2 separate regions of the Homo sapiens genome follow, and region 1 is linked to region 2. A link is a loop called in an ENCODE intact Hi-C map of the cell type or tissue named here. Cell type or tissue: dorsolateral prefrontal cortex. All regions are shown on one strand. Each heading gives the region's core, and the rest is flanking DNA. Links, peaks and the distances in the headings are about the cores only. Region 1 overlaps AGAP1 (ArfGAP with GTPase domain, ankyrin repeat and PH domain 1). Region 2 overlaps AGAP1 (ArfGAP with GTPase domain, ankyrin repeat and PH domain 1).

Evidence for each region. Hi-C counts contacts between places; a loop is a spot of excess contacts. Peaks named below come from ENCODE experiments on the same cell type or tissue, not always from the same donor. Only the 100,000 strongest peaks of a DNase experiment are listed, where the experiment ranks them.
Region 1: it touches region 2 in a loop (3-fold over the local background); 2 of 110 quality-filtered maps call a loop at or near these places.

What each region holds. Positions count from the first base shown.
Region 1 is chr2:235,769,986-235,775,363 of GRCh38, forward strand. The region is part of intron 6 of AGAP1 (ArfGAP with GTPase domain, ankyrin repeat and PH domain 1); the gene reads left to right. The region is part of intron 3 of LOC105373942 (a long non-coding RNA gene); the gene reads right to left. Among named protein-coding and RNA genes, the nearest start is that of TNRC17, 250 kb to the left of the region's middle. In dorsolateral prefrontal cortex, for the core only: no CTCF peak of the experiment used is centred there; no DNase peak of the experiment used is centred there; H3K27ac peaks cover 2,130 bases.
Region 2 is chr2:235,918,947-235,924,324 of GRCh38, forward strand. All of the region lies in intron 11 of AGAP1 (ArfGAP with GTPase domain, ankyrin repeat and PH domain 1), which reads left to right. Among named protein-coding and RNA genes, the nearest start is that of GBX2-AS1, 250 kb to the right of the region's middle. In dorsolateral prefrontal cortex, for the core only: no CTCF peak of the experiment used is centred there; a DNase peak (open chromatin) is centred at 3,151.

The DNA.
Region 1 (5,378 bases), core at 277-5,276, 150 kb before region 2:
ACACACATTTAAACATGTTTTTGTGATTAAAATAACTTGTTTGTAAAAATACAGGAAACTGTAAGACAGCAAGTAAAAATCACCTATAATCCCACCTCCTAGTAATAACACATATATATACACACACATTTTTTTCTTTCTTTGTTTCTTTTTTTTTTTTGAGACGGAGTCTCACTGTATCGCCCAGGCTGGAATGCAGTGGTGGGATCTCCGCCCACTGTAAGCTCCGCTCCCCGGGTTCATGCCATGCCATTCTCCTGCCTCAGCCTCCCCAGTAGCTGGGACTACAGACGCACGCCACCCCACGCCTGGCTAATTTTTTTTGTATTTTTAGTAGAGACGGGTTTCACAGTGTTTGCCAGGATGGTCTCGATCTCCTGACCTCATGATCTGCCCACCTCGGCCTCCCAAAGTGCTGGGATTACAGGCGTGAGCCACCACGCCTGGCCTCTTTCTTTTTGAGACAGAGTCTCACTCTGTCACCCAGGCCGGAGTGCAGTGGTGCCATCTCGGCTCACTGCAACTGCCGCCTCCTAGGTTCAAGTGATTCTCAAGTGGGGGCTCCGGAGGGTTCCTGCATTGCCCATGATGGATATTCACGCAATCATAAAATCTCCTAAAGTAGAAGATTTAAATAGAAGCTTAAACTGAAGGACAAGGCTTAGAACACTCAGAATCATTTCAGACTTTTATTTAAACTGCTTAGAAAAGCTGGTGGATTTTGAGAAAAAAATTGCCTTTCATGGATTATCACAGTCAGTGCTAGGATAATTAAGCTCAAAGTGGCAGATTCCAATGCTTCAGGAATGTCTGACCCCTGTACCGAGATGGTGTGGTGAGCAGGAAGATGGGGTCCCAAAAGATACTCAAGTTCTAATCCCTGGAATTGACGAATATTATATTTTGTGTCCAAAATATAAAGGGTCTTTGCAGATGTGGTTAAGAATCTTGAATACCTTCTGATTGGGCCCTGAAAGCAATTGCATGTATCCTTATAATAGGGAGGGAGAAGGGTCCACGTGGAGCAGAGGAGTTTGAAGATGCTGCCTGGATGTTGGGACTAACATGGCCCAGGAGTGCGGCCGCCGCAGGTGCTGGGAGGCCCACAGATAACTGCTCACCTGTAGTCTCTGGGTCCGGCATGGCCCCCAGCACCTTGTCAGCCAAGTGATGGCGATTTTGGACTTTGGCGTCCAGAACTTTGAGAAAATTAAGTTTCTGTTGGGCCACTGGGTTCATGGGAACTTGTTAGAGCAGCTGCAGGAAGCTAAGGCAGATGGTCAGAGGCAGGCCGCCTCCAGAGGGCTTCTGCTGGGGAGCACGGTCTCCAGGCTGCGCCATAGGTGCAGAAGGTTCAGGTGCACCTGAGGAGCCTTGGGGCCACTCTGGGGCTCCCACCACACGTGGGCACAGCTGGGAGCAGGGCACCCCCAGGAACCCACGGACCTGCCACAGGATGCAGCCAGGGTGACCTAAGGCATGTGGGCGTGCAAAGATGACGGGCGTGGCTTTTCAACTGGAGACATGCCGGTCTCTGCCCTGTGGAACTGGTGGCCGTGTGTTCACGTGACTTGAGAGCTCCATCTGCCCTGTCTGGTCTTCCCCGAAGAGTGATCCCCACCTGGAGAGGCTTAGAGCCCAGGAAGCTGAAGCGAGGAGAGGCTGTGTGACTCCGGCCGTTGTGGTGGGTGCTCATCTGCGTCAGTTACATCTTGTGCAGTCAGGGGCTCCCTCCTTCCTTCTTCCAACTCACTCCTTACCTCCCCCTCTTCCCAGCACTCCTGTCTCTCCCCAGTGTTAGAAATGAGTTCTGAATTTCTCTTCAAAGAATCAGTATGTCGTTTTAACCTTACAATATTTCATATTTTAATCATTCATCCTTTTTACTTGTTTCGAGGCCTGTGACAAAAAATTCAGATGGAATTACATAACTGTTCTGTTTAGAAAATAGAAGTAAATGCAATGTTCCGGAGCTGACATGTTTCTTGTTTCTTTTTTTTTTTCTTTTCTTATCTTTTTTTTTTTTTTGAGTTGGAGTCTCACTCTGTTGCCCAGGCTGGAACGCAGTGGTGCGATCTTGGCTTACTGCAACCTCCGCCTCCGAGTTCAAGTGATTCTCTTGCCTCAGCCTCCCAAGTAGCTGAGATTACATTAATTAACCAGCCACCATGCCTGGCTAATTTTTTGTATTTTTAGTAGAGACAGGGATGTCGGCCAGGCTGGTCTCGAATCCTGACCTCAGGTGATCCGCCTGCGTCAGCCTCCCAAAGTGCTGGGATTACGTGTGTGAGCCACCACACCCAACCCCAGATATTTCTTATAATCCCGCTAATGACAAGACAAGCAGAGCTGATGCTTTATGACAGACCACACTGAGAAACTCTGATTTCTCTTGACGAACTTCCCTAAAGACAGCTGTTGACAAATAGCTCCTCACCAGCAGGCGCATGTATTCCAGCCCCATCAGATCTCCATCTTAGCTGTTCCTCAGTCAGCTACCAAGAAGCCAGCACTTGTAGGTTATGGCTTGTGGATGGATAAACTCTGGGCTGGACCACAGAGTCCTCCCATTCATGGTGCTTCAGCATCTCACTTAGTCAGTTGACCCAGCTGTGAAATGGATCTGCCTTTTCTTGATTATCTTCTTCTGGGAATGCCTCTCATAGCTGAAATGTGTCTGTAGCTTGGGCCTAAGAAGGTGGGTGACACTGAACACAAGGCAGAGAGTTCATTGTCACAGGACTGAGCACAGCTGAGCGGCTGTGACCAGCCTTCACATGGAACCAGCCGCGAGTAGACAGGCAGAGGCCGCCCTCGGAGCCTGGGATGCAAGCGGGTCTCTCTCTGACCTTCAGGAGGTCACTGAGTCCTTGTGGGCCCTGCATTCTTTATGTGCCCAGTAAAGCTGTCGGGATGGCTCTGTTTGATTTTGTTGGGATATGGAGTGAAAAGCACCAAGCTGTCTGTAGCCACTTTTTCTCCCCTCTGTGTTTTGGAAGCAGATCAACTTACTATTGTTCCTGGTGGAGGGGGTCCAGGTTTTTGGCCTTTTGAGCAAAGAATTGAACAAAATGCACAAACAAAGCAAGGAAAGAATGAAGCAACAAAAGCAGAGATTTATTGAAAACAAAAGTACACTCCACAGGGTGGGAGCAGCCGGAGCATAGGGGCTCAAGAACCCAGTAACAGAATTTTCTGGGGTTTAAATATCCTCTAGAGGTTTCCCATTGGCCATTTGGTGTACACCCCATGCAAATGAAGTCATGGCCCCCAGTCAGTCTGATTTGTTGCAGAAAGCAACCAATCCAAGGTGGAAGTGAGGTTACAAAGGTTACACTTCTATGCAAATGAAGATTTGGCCTACGGTCAGTCTGATTGGTTGTGGAAAGCAACCAATCAAAGGCTGAAGCAAAGTTACAAAGTTACACTCCTATGCAAATGTCTGATTGATTGGTTGCAGAAAGCAACCAGGTGGAGGCACTTTCAGTTTTCCATCTGCCTTGCAGAAAAGGCAGGGAGGGGGTTGCAAAGGGAGCAGCCTCAGGTCCTTTTGTTACTTAGGTGTGGAAAGTTGGGGTTTTCGTTCGATTTAGTTCTAGGAAGTCAGCGTGAATCGGCCTTAGGTTCCCTGCCCCCATACTCTGTTCTACTACCTCACTATAGATTCTGATCCTTTTAAATAATAGCGCCAGTTCATTCATTAGAAACAGTGGTTGGACCTGGGAATGGACTGGTGAGTCATGTCCTCTCCTATGGAAGTTTCCTGAGATGGGGGCTGGTTTTCTTCGGAGAATCACAGTTTATCTTCTAATTAGTTGAGTGCCCTTTGTTTTCCTTTACTGTCCTTGCACCAAAAAAAGAAAAAAATCTCGAAAATATTGCCAACATTTATTGAAGAGACTTTTTTCTTCTTTTCTTGCTTGAGATATTTTACGTTTGAAGACAATCAACTCTTCATCTCACCTGCTGGTCCATTCAGCCAACTTTTTTTCCCCCTCTAAGATTTTTAACAAAAATAAAACAGGACCAAGAGATAGCAATTACTACTACTATTATGACTACGATGAACAAAAGTTAAATTTCTTAATCTCAGATTGTTTTACTGCCTTGCAATTAAATATCCAGATCTAGGAGAAAACTATTTGTAGAAGTCTTGAAAATTCAACTCATAAATAAATGCCCTTATTCTTGATATTATAGACATTTCTTCTGTAAAGTATGGCACATCTATAAACTAAAAATGCACATCTGGAAAATCCGTAAGGCAGAAATTCCAGCCTCCCCTATCCACAGCCATCAGAGGAGTCCCTCACACACCTGTCGCCAGCCCAGGGCTGGGAAGATAGAGGTGCTGCTGCAGAGGGAGTTCCATGACTCACCCCTGCTTCCAGTTTTTAAAAAGGGCTGAGTCTGTCGGGTTGAGTACTTCCCTTCCATCACGGCAGGCAGTCACTTTTCCCAAGTCAGCGTGGACTTGGGCAAGACCAGTAGGCTAATGGGAAAATAAGATTCCAAACCTTTAAGTGTAGTAGCCTAAAAATTGCTGATAGGAAAGCGATCAAGGACTGAAAACTGTCGCATTTAAAATGGAAATGAAGCCAGGGCTCTGAAGTAGAGCTGGGCCTAAATGCAGTGATTAAAATAGTCGTTAGGCTGCTCGCAATTACCCTAGATGCAGCAGGCTGCCTGCATCTTTATGGCGGTACTTTGATTCCAATCAGAGATTTCACATGAACTTATTTTGGTCTTTTCAATGACGTCTCAGAGTAGAAAACAGATGCAGTCCTAAAGTAATTACTAACCTTTTTATCTTGTGAAAGAGAATTCAGATGAGCGAGATCTCTGCGGTGGGTTGATCTGAGTGATTGGCGCCTGCATTCACTCGCCCATTCATTCACCTCCTGTGCTTGTCACCAGGCTACAAAAACGAAGCCACCACCCCTCTCTGGTGCCAAAATGTCAGTTTGGGGAAAGCTGGAGCTCCCTTCTGAGAGCCAAATTTATTTTTTTTTATGGAAGAGATTCCCCTGTAAATTCTGGGAAAGTTTGAGAGAAAGCTCCAGGAGTAGTGACAAAGCAAAAGGACTGGGTGAACAGAAGGGGCATCGGAGATTGTCCTGTCTGCCTGCAGCCAGCTGGGGAACAGAGAAGGTGAGTGGGGACAGAGCCCACAGGTCCTGCAGGTGTCCAGGAACCAACCAGTGATGAGCAGTAACCAATTTGGGATTCCTGTCCCAGACTGTAGCACACTCTTTGGCACAGGATTTTGTCATGGGGTGTGTCACCCTCAACGAAAGGAGGTTTGCATCGGTATAGCCTGTGTTTGGTGCCCTGATGACTGAAAGAATTCCTGTGAGATCATTTTGTGCCAGCCAAAA
Region 2 (5,378 bases), core at 195-5,194:
GGGATGGCCAGGACCTTGAGTTGGATGTGGTAACAGGTGTGCCTACAAGTAAATAAAAGGTGCTTCAAACACTTTTTTTCTCTCAAAAATGTGTGTGGGCAGGGAGGAATAGTGTTTCAGCTGCTGAACTGATGCTTCCGAGACCAGCGAAGTGGTCTGCAGGGTCAGCTGTGGGAAAGAGGAGGTGCCCGGAAGAGCCTCTGTGAATTACCCGCGCCCCCTCCACCAGGGAGCCAGCTGCCAGCCCCGGGGGCCAGTGAGAACCGAGGCCTTGGGAAAGGGCTTCTGGTTCTTCCAGGCTAGAGTTGAGTCCGTGGCTTCCCTGCTTCCTGCAGTCCTTTCCCACACTGGCAGAGGAGAGTTTTTCGAAGTAATCGTGACATTTTTCCATCTCGAAACCTTGTGGCCCATTGTTTTGAGTTACCACTCATATAGTGAACGTTTGCGTTTCTGGAGTATTTCTAGGGAGTGGTCAAACCCCGTAACATCCCAACCAGCAAACCTGTAAAACCCGCCTCATGTTATCAGACTTGTGAGCCCGGGGTACTCCTTGGTGCTTTGTCTTCCCTGTGTCATTGCTGGATTCAGTTGTGAGATCATTTTGTAAGAACTGGAAAGCAGAGAAAGAAGTAGTAGTGAATACTTCTCAGGATAGAGCTGTGGGGCCACCTGCTCCTGGAAGGGGACTGTAAAATTCAGAGATGACCGGGGAACGCTCCCCTCAAAACAGTGTTGTCAAATGAAAATGAATTTCATGTTAAAAACACACACACACACACCTGTTGCATTTATCATATAAAGGAGAAAGAATATTGTAAAGATGGAACCGTTATTCATGGCAAAGGAAGACACCAAACAAAGAAAAATTCTTTTCTTCTCCGTCTTCACAATGCTTACACCCCTCATCCTCGCTGTTGCATCAGCTTGTCCATATAACCCATACCAGGAGATGGATTGTGGCCAAGACAAGCCGTACGATGGCGCTCTCCATAAACACTGTCGGAATCTGGAGCAGCACGTGTTCCTTCAGCAGATAAAAATGGCAAAATGAGAATGGCACACATTGTTTTGCAAAGGTCGGAATAAGACTCCACGTTTTAGGAAGTGACGACGAACCGTCTAATTCTAGGATGTTGAATTCTGCTTGGCCACGTTGATGTATTTAGTAGTCGTTAAATTTGTCATTGCAACTGGGTCTGGATTCTGTATATTCTTTTTTCTGTTATGTAGAACTGTGTGGCTGGAGAAAGCAACTTTGTCTTTAGAATAAATACTTACACTTATTTCTAAATATAATTACTTAAATGAGAACTTAGCGTCTGACATGGTAAATATTTTGTCTTAAATTGTACCAATTGCCACATGATATCCACTCCCAACATGGAGCAGTAACCCAGGGATGGGAGGGAAGGGATGACTCTGGCGCTCCAGCTCACTGTCACCTGCTGTCAGGCCATGTCCTTCATCCGCTGCATGCGCATGGTGCCCCAAGCGCAGGGTTGTTGTTTTTTTTCTCTCCTTCCTTTCTTTTGTAAACTGTACCTCTGACAACATTGGCATCGCTCTGATCATCAGACCTTTGGGATGCTGGAAGATGGGGGGTGCCGTGGAGTTCTCCACAGCACCAAGCACTTCACTAGTTGATGGTGGGTGTTCAGTAAGTACTCACAGAGGGAATGAATGAGCTCAAGCAAAGTGATGCCAACTACAGCACTAAAGCAAACAGGAGGCAGATGGCATGCACAGTTCATACATGAAGAGACACCATTACAAGGGAAACATAAGGAAAATATTCAGACATTTTAGATTTTAAAGACAAACAAGATTAGCAACATCACCATTTTAAGCTTTTGCTAAAAAACTGTAGAGATAGGAAAACCCACTGTTGATGAGATTAATAACTGATATCTGCAGAGGTTTTACAGTTTACAGAGTGCTTTACATAATTTGATCATTATATTAACCACATGGGGCATACTGTTATCATTATCACCATTTCTTCATTATTATTATTATCCACTTAGAAATTATGGACTAAATTGCTTTAAAGATGCCCAGGTTCCATCTTCTTTTAGTTACTGGTCATTAAGAAAATTAATTAGCAACATATATCATGAATCAGAAAGATATATTATGCTGTTTGTTCCAGTAATAACGCTGCTGAGAATTTCTTCTAAGGAAAATTCAAAAGTAGAAGATGTCCTTTGCAGTGTTGTTTATAGCCAGAAATTGGAAACAACCAAAACTATCCAGAAGTAGAAAAATGGTGATATAAATTATCTACATTAAATCAATAATGTTACATATCTAAAATTATGAAGATTACATAACAACATGGGGAAAATGGTTAGGAAATCATATTAAAGAAGTGTATAAAGTTATATCTTTTCTGTGGCCATAACCAAGAACAATGTATGCATATGTTCAATAAAAAATTGATCTGTTAGACGAGATTTTGGTGGATTTAGTTTACATTATTTGTATATCTGTACTTTTGCCAAGTATATTTTAACAGTACAACAAAATAGGCCCCCATTATTTTTTTCCTTGACATCATAATTTAGAACAGGGAGAAAGCAGCATACAATGAGCTGTTTCTACGTTGTAGGAAAGAGCTGTGTAATTCCAGGATGTGGAATCCTAAGCCTGGCCACGTTGCTGTATTTAGTAGTAATTACATCTGTCATTGTGACTAGGTCTGAACTCTGTACTCTGTCTTGATAAACATAACATGGAAAATCTCTTAACTAAACAAAAGGTATCAAGAAACACCAGATTTGTGTCTTCCTAGTAGATATGTTGAATTGTACTCTTTTACAAAACAAGTATCACAGGATGCAGAGTCCCGAATGCCTACATCTTATAAGATACTGAATGTGTCCTTGGAAAAAAAATCCTCTCAGCCTGAAATTCCACTTGCCAAAAGCAAGGCAGATCTCCAATGCAAATACAGGAGCGAATGGGCCCCATTCACAGGCCTTAAATCGTGTGTCTCACTTTTTATGGTAGTGTTGTGAATTCTGTTCTTTTTGGGTTTGTAATTAGAGGACAGAACAGATGGCGAAGGCCTAGTTTGAAGTGATGTGACTGTTAACGTCGCCTCCTTCATCCAGTTGTGATTCCAGGGAACCCGGTTTTCCCACACATGCGCACAACGGGCGTGGTGCAGCTGTAGGGTTTGCAAGGTAGCCGCTCACGCTGAGTTTTTACAGCATTTGAAGCTGCCTGTGAATGAGATTGGACCGAAGAAAGCCGTCCCTGGATGTTTCTAAGGGTGAAGGCTCCATAGGGGAAGGGTGAATTCTTGTCAATCATATTCCTGTAATTAGGATTTGTTAAAATAGAAGGTATACAATTCTGCAGTGGGAATAAACGTCTGTTTTACACTCAAGTGCTCATAGAATCCTTTTTGGCTTTTTCCCCGCCCTCTTTCTATGTACATGAAAGTTCCTATCGCCATCACCAAGAGTTGCTCCTCTTTTCAGGCTTACTTAACCAATAAGTCAAATGCCAGCTATTATTTTCCTAGTTAAATGCTTTGGTGAAGTTAAGTCCTATTTGTAAAGACAGACCAAAATTGGAAGGCGCAGGGAATGAACTTTTGTATTTTGTTATTGTTATTGTAAAGATTTGTTGATGAATCTTTATTTGAATGCTATGAAAAGCCATCATTTCAGAGTATATTTTTAAAAATCAGAACAGGCTATTTTTAATGTAATAAGCTAATAGCTTAAAAGAGGGATTCTGTCTTTGATGTCATTTGGTGGATGAAAACATTCTTGTTCAATAGAAAACCAGCATCTTTTTCATGCTCATTTGAGATCAGTTCAGGCAACATACTGATATTCATTCAGATATAAATGCCATATTCACTTTGAAATGCAAATTGTGTAAAGAAAAATAGCATATGGTGGAGGTAAGTACCTTTTCAAATCAACTCTTCCACTTTAGGGATATAAGTACAGCTAAAATTATTCTTTGGAAAGAATCTGGCGCTTTTGACACATGGAAGCTTGCACTAATCAAGGCAGCTCAGTAAGCACACACACATATCCATATCAAGGAAGTGGCGCAGCGAGGACATGGATTAGCATGGTAATGCAGTCACCCCCTGCTAATCGGGGCGAGTACCAGCTGATCCGTAGATGGGGTATTTGAGGAAACACTCTTTCTGAGTTCAGAATGGGCCATGTCGTCAGTCATGTATTTCATGGTAACGCAAATAATATTTGGGGGACGATGCCGAAAAGGTCCTTTTATGACTGCCTTCCTGTGGAAGCCAGCATCCTATACTGTTTGGGGCTGGGCCACTTTTTAAGGACTTATTGCTGGTACAGCTGTTTCCTTGTACAACCCTGTTCTGTCTCTTACACTTCCTGACCTGACCTCTGCATTCACAAGCCATTCCAATGACATTTTCTAGGTTTTTGGATAAGTGTTACTGGTACAACATACACATAAGACGCACAGAATCATAAGTCATAGCCACGTTTACAGGGGCCGCCACTCACATCCAGAAGCAGCAGGTAGCCAGCCCTCATGGACCCCTTCCTGTCCCGTGCACCCCCACCCCACCCCACCCCACTCACAAGGGTGACCACCATCTGATTTCTCACTCCGTAGATGGGTTTCGCCTGTCCTTGGACGGGATCCTAACAGTTGGCACTCTCGTGCTTGTCTCCGGCTCTGTGTTCTGTGTGTGATGTCACCGCAGTTGTGGCCCGTGTCAGTAGTTCCTTGTTGTCATTGGGTAATGTTCCGTTGTGCCGTGATGTACCTACAGTGATGGACAGTGCCGTCATTCCCAGCGTGGGGCTGTTATGAGCAGTGCTGCTCTGAACATTCTAGCACCTACTTTTTGGTGGCCATGTTTATGTGCATCTGTATGATTTAAATCTGAAAGATGTGAAAGGAGAAGAGAAATCTTAAAGGAGGAAAAAAAAAGAAGTGGACTTGAAATGTTTTATGAAAGCTTTGCATCCAGTAAGTCAATTAGAAGAGTGGTGTAGGTTGTCCTGGGACAGCCCCGAGCTTAGGAAACCCCCGTGTTTAATAAGAGCACGTAAGCAAGCCTGTCCAAAGTTTGCCGTGGAGAGTGACATTTACTGTCCCAGACAGCAAACAGATGTGCCCCCCTCGCTGGGAGTAGACACTACCCCTGTCTCACCAGTCTGTTCATTCTGTCAACATCCCTTGCAAGATACTACCTTAAGTCTAAGGTAGTATCTTAAGGTAGTATCTTAGGTAGACTTAAGGCAGTATCTCCCCTTTCCATCTATTCTTTATCTAGATGGGCCTAATTCCAAAGTCTAAAAGCTGCAGTGTCCCCTGGAGCCTCTCCTGTACCTTCCAGCAGCGGTGGGCTCCCTGACCCTCAT